Regions from separate parts of the Homo sapiens genome. Here all the other regions are linked to region 1. Evidence: chromatin contacts called from ENCODE Hi-C or POLR2A ChIA-PET data. All regions are on one chromosome and are shown on one strand. Each heading gives the region's core, a stretch centred on a gene start or an enhancer-like site at or near the end of the contact. The rest is flanking DNA. Distances are from core to core; before and after follow the strand shown.

What was found. Hi-C counts contacts between places; a loop is a spot of excess contacts on that map. ChIA-PET counts read pairs that join two places held with the same protein, here RNA polymerase II (POLR2A). Pooled maps may share reads with other maps.
Region 2: a loop to region 1 is called in a pooled map, with 3 times the contacts of the local background. The contact joins the promoter of CDKN2A-AS1 here to the enhancer-like site in region 1. A Hi-C loop is called at or near these places in 1 of 37 single-sample maps with no recorded cell type and 3 of 50 pooled maps. POLR2A ChIA-PET finds 5 or more read pairs at or near these places in 3 of 52 experiments (Caco-2, OCI-LY7 and activated T-cell).
Region 3: a map of aorta shows a loop between it and region 1 (2.9-fold over the local background). The contact joins two enhancer-like sites. A Hi-C loop is called at or near these places in 13 of 168 maps with a recorded cell type or tissue (Caco-2, Calu3, adrenal gland and 9 more), 1 of 37 single-sample maps with no recorded cell type and 12 of 50 pooled maps. POLR2A ChIA-PET finds 5 or more read pairs at or near these places in 8 of 52 experiments (AG04450, BJ, Caco-2 and 5 more).

Annotation. Positions count from the first base shown.
Region 1 is chr9:22,051,286-22,054,193 of GRCh38, reverse strand. All of the region lies in intron 6 of CDKN2B-AS1 (CDKN2B and CDKN2A antisense cis and trans regulatory RNA 1), which reads right to left. Among named protein-coding and RNA genes, the nearest start is that of CDKN2B, 43 kb to the right of the region's middle. Within about 2 kb of position 1,498, at least 5 of the 41 ENCODE cell types and tissues checked have a DNase peak (open chromatin) inside an H3K27ac peak, as active enhancers do; they include OCI-LY7, where a contact is called at or near this core.
Region 2 is chr9:21,965,481-21,968,388 of GRCh38, reverse strand. CDKN2A-AS1 (CDKN2A antisense RNA 1) reads right to left here and starts at 1,250. Exons shown (of 1, transcript NR_024274.1): 1 at 635-1,250. It overlaps CDKN2A (cyclin dependent kinase inhibitor 2A), which reads left to right. Exons shown (of 3, transcript NM_000077.5): 3 at 147-637. The coding sequence ends at 160.
Region 3 is chr9:22,123,339-22,126,246 of GRCh38, reverse strand. It overlaps a transcript of CDKN2B-AS1 not described here. Among named protein-coding and RNA genes, the nearest start is that of CDKN2B, 120 kb to the right of the region's middle. Within about 2 kb of position 1,511, at least 3 of the 41 ENCODE cell types and tissues checked have a DNase peak (open chromatin) inside an H3K27ac peak, as active enhancers do.

The DNA.
Region 1 (2,908 bases), core at 249-2,748:
TTCTTCATCTGTAAAATAGAAATGATAATAGTACCTATCTCACAGGATTGTTGTGAGGATTAAATGAGATAGTGTGTATAAATTGTTTATCACCAGCTTATAGTATGTGCACAAGAAATGCTAGCTAAGGTTATTATTATAATTTCCGTTTTGCAGATTAGGACCCTAAGCCCTAAAGAGGGTCAGTAACTTATCCCAGGTCACACAGTTAGTTATGAGTTAACTTTTTTTTTTTTAATTTAAGGCTGCTTATTGCAAAGCCTGTGCTTTTTTGCTAAACCATCTCTTTTTCTGTTACGTATGTCCTAAGTAAAAATCCTTATTTTTTCCTTCGATGGCTGTAACAATTAGCTAGTGACGGTCTACAAGACATCAAGGAGGACCTAAGGAATAAAATACAGCAATCAGGTCTAAAACAAATATATGTTGCTATTTCTTCTTTGTATGCACCATAGTAGTATACTGTATTTCCATTAGAAGTTATGTTAATAAGAAAATTTTTGAATGTTCTTGCTCCAAACATCAGCATATACTTGCATTCTCTTACACTGGGAAGAAAGAAAGTGGTAGAAAGAAGTCATCTGGAAGGTAGCTCTGGCTACGAGTTGGAGGAAAAGGGAAGAGAGAGAAAAACAAGTTATCAGTGGTACACATAGTCAGGGCCAAAACTTTATAAACCAAACAGAATTTCCACAGACCTAATGATCACTGGGAATTATCTGCCAAGCTGCTAGGTGAAACATGCTGAAAAACAGCCTGGGCCTATGGCAAACATGTTTAGCTTTATGATTTTCTTCATCCCCTCTTCTGACTTGCACAATGTTGCCCCCAACTGTCTTCTAAAACTAATCACTCTTTCATGGTCAATGGAAACTTAGAAACCTAGATTCTCAAACGTTTGCTAAAAAAGCCCAGGTCTTTCTAGACATCTGTAGATAGATAAATAACCTAGTGATAAAGAATATACATTCTGTTCAGGTCCATCCTCCAGCTCCGTCCCATATTAATTGTGTGATAATCCAAACTGGTTGTTTTGTGCTAAGATTCCTACTTCCTGCACTTTCAGATTCACATACTCAGAGCTAGAAAACTTTTGAGAGTACAAGGTGATAACTACTGCAAATTCACAGAAGATTACATAAGTATAAATAGTCAACCTAACCTCCCTCTTCCTCTAACATTTTCTCACAAAACTAAAAAGTTTGGAAACTCCTTTTCTTAATGCTGGCGCCAGTTCAGCCACACTCTAGAAGGTATTGGTTTCATGAACTACAATGTGGAATCATCAAAATAAAGGGGCAGGATGAGAAAAAATGACAGCATGGGGCTTTGTGGTGTGTAGATTTAGTTGCTCATACAAGAACCTGGGAGGGGGAACCCCCCAAAAGATTAGTCACTTCATTTTATGTTGAGAACCCAATTCAGGTTAACAAAGTGTTGCCAACAAAGGAGATGAGAAAATGGCAGTATTCACTTGCTCTGGACTGAATAAACAAATGCGGGATTTGTGGGCTGACTAATGTCCTGGGATAAACCAGGCAGTCAGCCAAATTCTACGAGTTTTGATGAAAAGACAGCAAGCCCACACTTTTCTTCATGAAGAGTGCTCTGTGGGAGTATTGATGTCCACATGGGCAGCCTGGGTCTTCAACTTGCCTTAAAGATTCGCCCTTATCCAGCCACAGGAAATTCTCAATGCTTCTGTAATTGAAAACCTAGATCAAATGACAGAAGCTAAATTCCTTCTTCTTGAGAAGTGTTATCTGTCATGCATCTCTTTGTAGAAACGTGTTATCATTGTCCTTTTTTAAGCACTACATTACTCTGAAAATATACAGTTAGGTCACTAAAATGTGACTCTAGCTTTTCATTCATTCATTTCATTCACTGAATGCCTGCTATGCTCTAGGGACCATGTAGGGCTTTGTATATAGAACACTTAATGAGTCAGACATTGAAGCCCCCCATCCAGCCTCGAAATTCCAAGGGCACTGAAAAAAGTAAAATAGTACTTGTAATTTCATTGGGGGAAACTATTAAAATTTGAAATATTTTGGTGAGAGAGGCAATAAGTTTTTCAATTAAGGTCTTAATACAAGGTTGTAGGGAAGTCAGAAATGAGAATGTGGAGTTTCCTTTAATCTGGCCACCAGGATCCCCCACCATGATGTGAGGACCACAGTCATGATTTAACCTCAGGCTAAAATGGATTTTATTACAAACTGTGCAGCTAGTGAAATGTCAAGGGTTGTTTCACAGGATCTTAACTAACACAAGAAAAACTTCCTAGCAGCAGCTGATGCAAACTCCTTTAAATGTATACGTCTAATTTATCTATCCAGATAATAAATATACGTGGTATATGCAGGCTGAAAACAAAATCCCTGGAGTGTTTCGATGTGAGTATAATATACCTAGAAGCAAAAACTTCACTGATATAAAGGATGCATTTTATGAGTCTCCACAAAAATCTCCAACTTTTTATGAAATGTAAGGCCTTCTTAAGTAGTGTTTACTACATACAGCTTTCATAGTTCCTATATGAATACCTACTCTCCATGATTTATCAGCCTTCTAGAGTCCCAGTAGGATGCTGCCAAATTGCAAATTTGGAGAATTAGTTTTAAGAAACATTGTATATAACTGCCTTTGGAAGAAAATTCAGGTAGATTAGCAAAGATTTTAAGCAAGTCCTTTCACAAAAACCTGCAGAATTTCAAGGAGTCTGGGGTTTATGAAATCATCAAATCAATACCAAGTTTAACACATTTATGTTACTCTTATAAGCATAACTCTTTGGGAATAAAGGTATTACAAAAACAAGATTTGGAAAAGGAGGCTAGCTCTTGTTTAATTACTGTGAAGAGCAGAGAATTGAAAGAAAAACTACACACTAGTTGGAAAAGTG
Region 2 (2,908 bases), core at 1-2,500, 86 kb after region 1:
GGCGGGTACATGCACGTGAAGCCATTGCGAGAACTTTATCCATAAGTATTTCAATGCCGGTAGGGACGGCAAGAGAGGAGGGCGGGATGTGCCACACATCTTTGACCTCAGGTTTCTAACGCCTGTTTTCTTTCTGCCCTCTGCAGACATCCCCGATTGAAAGAACCAGAGAGGCTCTGAGAAACCTCGGGAAACTTAGATCATCAGTCACCGAAGGTCCTACAGGGCCACAACTGCCCCCGCCACAACCCACCCCGCTTTCGTAGTTTTCATTTAGAAAATAGAGCTTTTAAAAATGTCCTGCCTTTTAACGTAGATATATGCCTTCCCCCACTACCGTAAATGTCCATTTATATCATTTTTTATATATTCTTATAAAAATGTAAAAAAGAAAAACACCGCTTCTGCCTTTTCACTGTGTTGGAGTTTTCTGGAGTGAGCACTCACGCCCTAAGCGCACATTCATGTGGGCATTTCTTGCGAGCCTCGCAGCCTCCGGAAGCTGTCGACTTCATGACAAGCATTTTGTGAACTAGGGAAGCTCAGGGGGGTTACTGGCTTCTCTTGAGTCACACTGCTAGCAAATGGCAGAACCAAAGCTCAAATAAAAATAAAATAATTTTCATTCATTCACTCATTTATTGTCAACATTTATTGAGCACCTATTACAACAATTTCATCGCATGGAAGACAGCATCGTTTCTGACACTGTTGTTTCATGTATCTCTTAGAAAAACGCTGCTATTAGACATCTAACACTATTTATCTTGAGGTGATAAAATATCAAAAGCCGTGTCTCAAGATCGATGAAATGCGGTTAAAATGATGAATAGAAACTCTAGGGGGACCTCATATCGATAGACTCGAGACTGGCACATCTGGAGATCCGTATTTATCCGGCTTCCCCTTCCAGATCACGCGAGGTTTGGGATATTTTGCTCACCAGGCCTCAGCCAGGTAACTGAATCCAGCCAACCCTGGCCCATAGTCTCGGAATCCGACTCGGCTCCCAGTCCCCGCCTCGGCGTTCTGAGACCCCCAGGCTGGGGTTCCAGAGGGCTGTGAGGTTGCGAATGACTGCTGCCAAACCGGAAGGAACTCTGCGGTTCTCTGCCACAGTGGGATTGTTGCAGGCACGCGGCTCAGACTTCACTGAGGTTGGGAGATGCTCCTGTCCACGCTGCCTCATCCCGTGCTGGAGCACTGCACCTCTATTTTTTTTTTTAGGGTACACGCCACATAACATAAAACTAAAAATTTTAAAGAGTAGAATTCAGTGGCATTTAGTACAATGTTATGCAACCATCACTCCTATCTAGCCCAAAACATTTTCGTCAACTGCATAGGAGGCCCCATTAAGCATACCTGTTAAACTCTTCTTGCCTCCAACTCCTGGCAACTACAAAACTCCTTTTGTCTCTATGGATTTACCTATTCTGAATATTTCTTATAAATGGGATCATACAATATGTGACCTTCCGTGTCTGGCTTCTTTCACCAAGTGTAGTGTTTTGGGGGTTCATTCCTGCTGCAGCATGTATCAGTACCTCATTTCATTTTATGGCTGAATCATATTCCATTGTATGAATATACTGGAAATTGCTCGTCTACTCATCCAGTGATGAACATCGAGTTGTTTTTTGGCTTAAAATTATTCATAGTGTTCTCATATAAATATAAATATGTAATTATTATTTTTATCCATATTTATTACATTATTTATATTTTTATATTTTTATTGTATTATAATAATTTTATAATATTATACTATGATAATATAACAGACTGACTCCTATGGTCTGTCAGTGTGCTCTTCCACTGGCGTGCTCCCTTCCGCTGGGGTGCCCCGCTCCACGTCCAGTTCCTCCGATGAGTTCCTCTGGACATAGAGCCGCTTGTGTGTCTGCCTGCTAGGGTCTCAGGGTTTTCATAGGCAAAGGATGGGGGCGTGGCGGGACAGGGTGGTCTTGGGATATGCAACATTTGGGCGTGAAGGAAGGAGTGCCTGTCCTCACCTAGGTCCAGTGGGCACAGGCCCAGGGGAGGGCCCTTACCAGGGACCCGCCTTTGTCTACCCAACACTTCCCTGCCCCTCTTCTCTATCATTGCGTTTCAGTTACCTTTGCCTTGGTTCAGCACTCACTTGGTTGCTGTAAAACTTTCTTACTGTTTCCCAGAGTTCCCACGAAGTCAATTCTGGCAGCTTTTGCTTATTTTTCTGTGTTTCTATATAGGAATGGGCCCTGCGAGCTCACTACTGTGCCACTTTTGCTATTATCTTTTGTTGTTGTTGTTGTTCAATTTGTTTTGTTTTAGGGCAGGATGGTCAAATGCTTATGATGTGCCAATTTCCTGCCTCCATATATCTCCTGTGCCTGGTACGCAGTGCCCATGCCCGGCATCCTCACTTTCTGGGCATCTGTCTGTCAACATTTCTCTGAAGCTCGCTAGCTCTACCACTCAGCTGTCCCCCTGAAAATTTTCTCCACCTTCCCCCGCAGCTGTAGGAAGCTCACCTTCCTCCTTACCCTTCCTCAACCCCACTCCTGTTCTCTCCCTTTTTCCCCCTTCCACCCCCATTTCCCCGACTTCTGCTGGGGGTGGGAGGGATAACCGATTCACAGACATTCCCCTCCCCCTCGCCGCTTCTCGGGAGATTGCTGGTTCGCAGTCCTACGCTCCACTCGCCAGCAGGCTCCGCTGTGGTGTGAGCACCTCCGGGAGCGCAAAGGCGTCCGCTTTGAGGCACTGGGCCTCGGGCCAGGCAGAGGCTATCTCCGGGACCCTTTTATGGAGATCTGCTGTTAAAGCCCACGCGTGTTTCCCGAGCACACTGAGCACACGCATACTGGGCCTGACGACTCCAGGGAGGGACCTGCTCCGGAACCGCGGACTAGACCCGGGTCCC
Region 3 (2,908 bases), core at 262-2,761, 72 kb before region 1:
ATGATTGCCCTGGAAAAACATAGGTTGGAACTTCAAGGGTTCACTTATAGGTGGCTTTTCTTCCGCCTTTGCCACCCTTGAGACAGTAAGACCAACCCCTCCTTTTCCAGTGTTAATCAACTGTTGATGTTGTTGATAAGGCTTCCAGTCAACAGTAGGCTATTAGCAAAGTTTTGGGGGAGTCAAAAGTTATATGCAATTCTTGACTGCGCAGGAAGCTGGTGCCCCTACCTGCTGCATTATTCAAGGATCAACTGTAAGTAGTTTTTTCTGAATTTTCTTTGGCTATAGTATGAAAGAGAACTATAAACAATTTTGTATCTAGATTTTTCGTTTAACAATATGTCTGGCAGATCTTGGAATATCTGCTTATATCAACTATTTTATTTTTTCAGTTGTTATATATTATTCTTTTTTTAGATATACTGTAATTTGTTGAACAATTTCCCTATTGATGAACATTTGGTTTGTTTTTAGTATTTTTCTAGCGCAATACCACAGTGAACATAATTGTGCATACATGTTTGTATATATTTGTGAGCATAGCTGTAAAACAAAGGGCTCATAATTGCTGAATAAAACAGAAAGTGTGTTTTGATTTTTGACATTCTCAACTTATCTTCCAAAAAGTTTGTCCAATTTACATTTCCTTCACTACTGTATAAATGTGACTGCTTCTGCATACTTTTGTCAACACAGTATTTACCATATATCTTGCTTACCTCTGCGAGTGGCTGCTTTTCAACTGTTGATCATATGGTTAGTATGAGGAATGACAGTAGGGTAGTGACCATAAATTTGGAATGAAATGATAGCCTAAGAAGTGTCATACACAAGTTGGAATATGAAGCAGAGTTAGTTTATTTGTATTTTATAAATATTTCAATAATTCGACATTTAAACATCTCCTCAAAATAGCATGAAGGTCATTCTTTATTGGATATTACCAATATTCCAAATATCTTTGCAGCTCTACTTCGGGTATGATCTTCAGAGTCAGCAGCCCATTCTTTTTTTACTTCTTCAGTAGTAACAGTGTCTTTTAATTTTGATTTGATTTTCCTGATAGCCAAAGGCATTTATAGCCAAGTCATCTAACAAATAAAATTGGTTATCAAGCAAGATAAAATGGTTTTGGTTAAAAATGAGATGTATCTTAAAATGATGTGAGCATATGTGTGTGTGCACACGTGTGCGTGCATGCACGTACATGTGAGAGAGAAACATAGAGAGAGACTGAGAGAGAAACTAGGTCTGAATAATATTTTCAGTGAAGAGTTTAAATATGTTTTATGCTAGTATGTGTGAAGAGTTTCCCAAGGTCACAGCCCTGAAGGACAATTCTCATTTGCGTGTAGACATTGTGGTGTGTTTGCTTTAAAAGATTGATTGTTTTATAGCTATAACTCATAAAGCCTGTGGTCATAAAACACCTCACCCTATCTTGAAGGCAGGCCACACTTGTGTAAACAATGGTATCACATTCTAACTTAGCTGAGACGACTTCTGGCCCTGACATGGCTAGACTCCACGCTGTTCCCAAGTAGCCAGGACTACCTCTAGTTCCACATAATAAATATGAATGATAGCTCAACTAGAAAAACAAGAGAAAAGTTAGTTTTTTAAAAAATAGAGGTTAAGTGATGAGAAATTACTACAAAAAATTTAAAGACAGAAATAAGCATAATATTTGTTTGTTATAAAAGGCGTTACAATTAAAGAGAGAGAGAGAAGGAGAAACTACTCTGTCTTGATTCTGCATCGCTGCTTACCGGAATGACCACACCCTGACTTGTCCCACAGCCCTGTCTGGCCTCAGTTCAGTTCCAACTAACTTAACTGTCCTCTTTGTCACTTTCCAGTGACACTCCACAAATTGGCTGTTTGTTAGTTTAGAAGCTTTTAATTTCTTGAAACTTTGTATTCTGTACCTACTACCTCTACATTTTGTCTACCCATCCCTTTCTTAATGCCCTTAAAATGTGGGATTGTGGTTTGCTGAAAAAAGACCAGACTTTACATCAAATAGAAATGGATTAAAATCTTGGCTTTTAGTTGCGACCTCAGAAAGTGTAATTAATCTTCCTAACCTTTTATAAATGAAATATATATATATTGCCAAATGTTCTAAATTGTTTGAGTAATATATGTTCATAAAAAAACTACAAAAAGATTATACAAGGCAAATATTCATCAGTTTGGTGTATTTGTCTATGCATATGATACCTGTATAAGTTTTACAAAATGAGAACTAATACAATATTTATTGCCTGCAATTTGCTTTGTTTTTATTTATATTTTCAGTAAATGGTTATTCAGCGTCTGCTTACACATCTATCTATAGAGAACAAGAGCTACATAATTGCAAAAATAGTCCTTTCCGTTGTCATTGTTTACGCTCATTGTAGTTGATTTTAGAATGTCTTCTCCATTTGTTTTAAATCTTCCTCACTCTATTTGCATCCATTTGTCCTATTTCTGTCCCCTGGAACAACACAGATAAATCTAATCCCTTTACCACATAACAGACTTTAAACATGAAAAGTAAGCCCTCACTTCTCTCTGACTGTCTTCTTCTTCTAGTTAAACAATGTCAGGGTTTTTTTAATCCATCTTCTCATTCATCATTACTTCTGGATCATTGGCCATCCTAATAGCAGCACCTGCCAGCTCTTTGGCCTCTCTTACCCCTCGAGACCTCCCTCAGTTCCATCCCTCACCTCTTTTGGTGCAAACACATTTCTCCCCAACTTCTACTGAAGTTTTTATTCTGTTTTCATTTCTCTCCTCAGCTACACTAGCATTTCCTCTAAGAACTGAAACAAGACAAGGATGCCCACTCTTAACATTCTTATTCAACACAGTAATGGAAGTCCTAGCCCAAGCAACTAGGCAAGACAAAGAAATA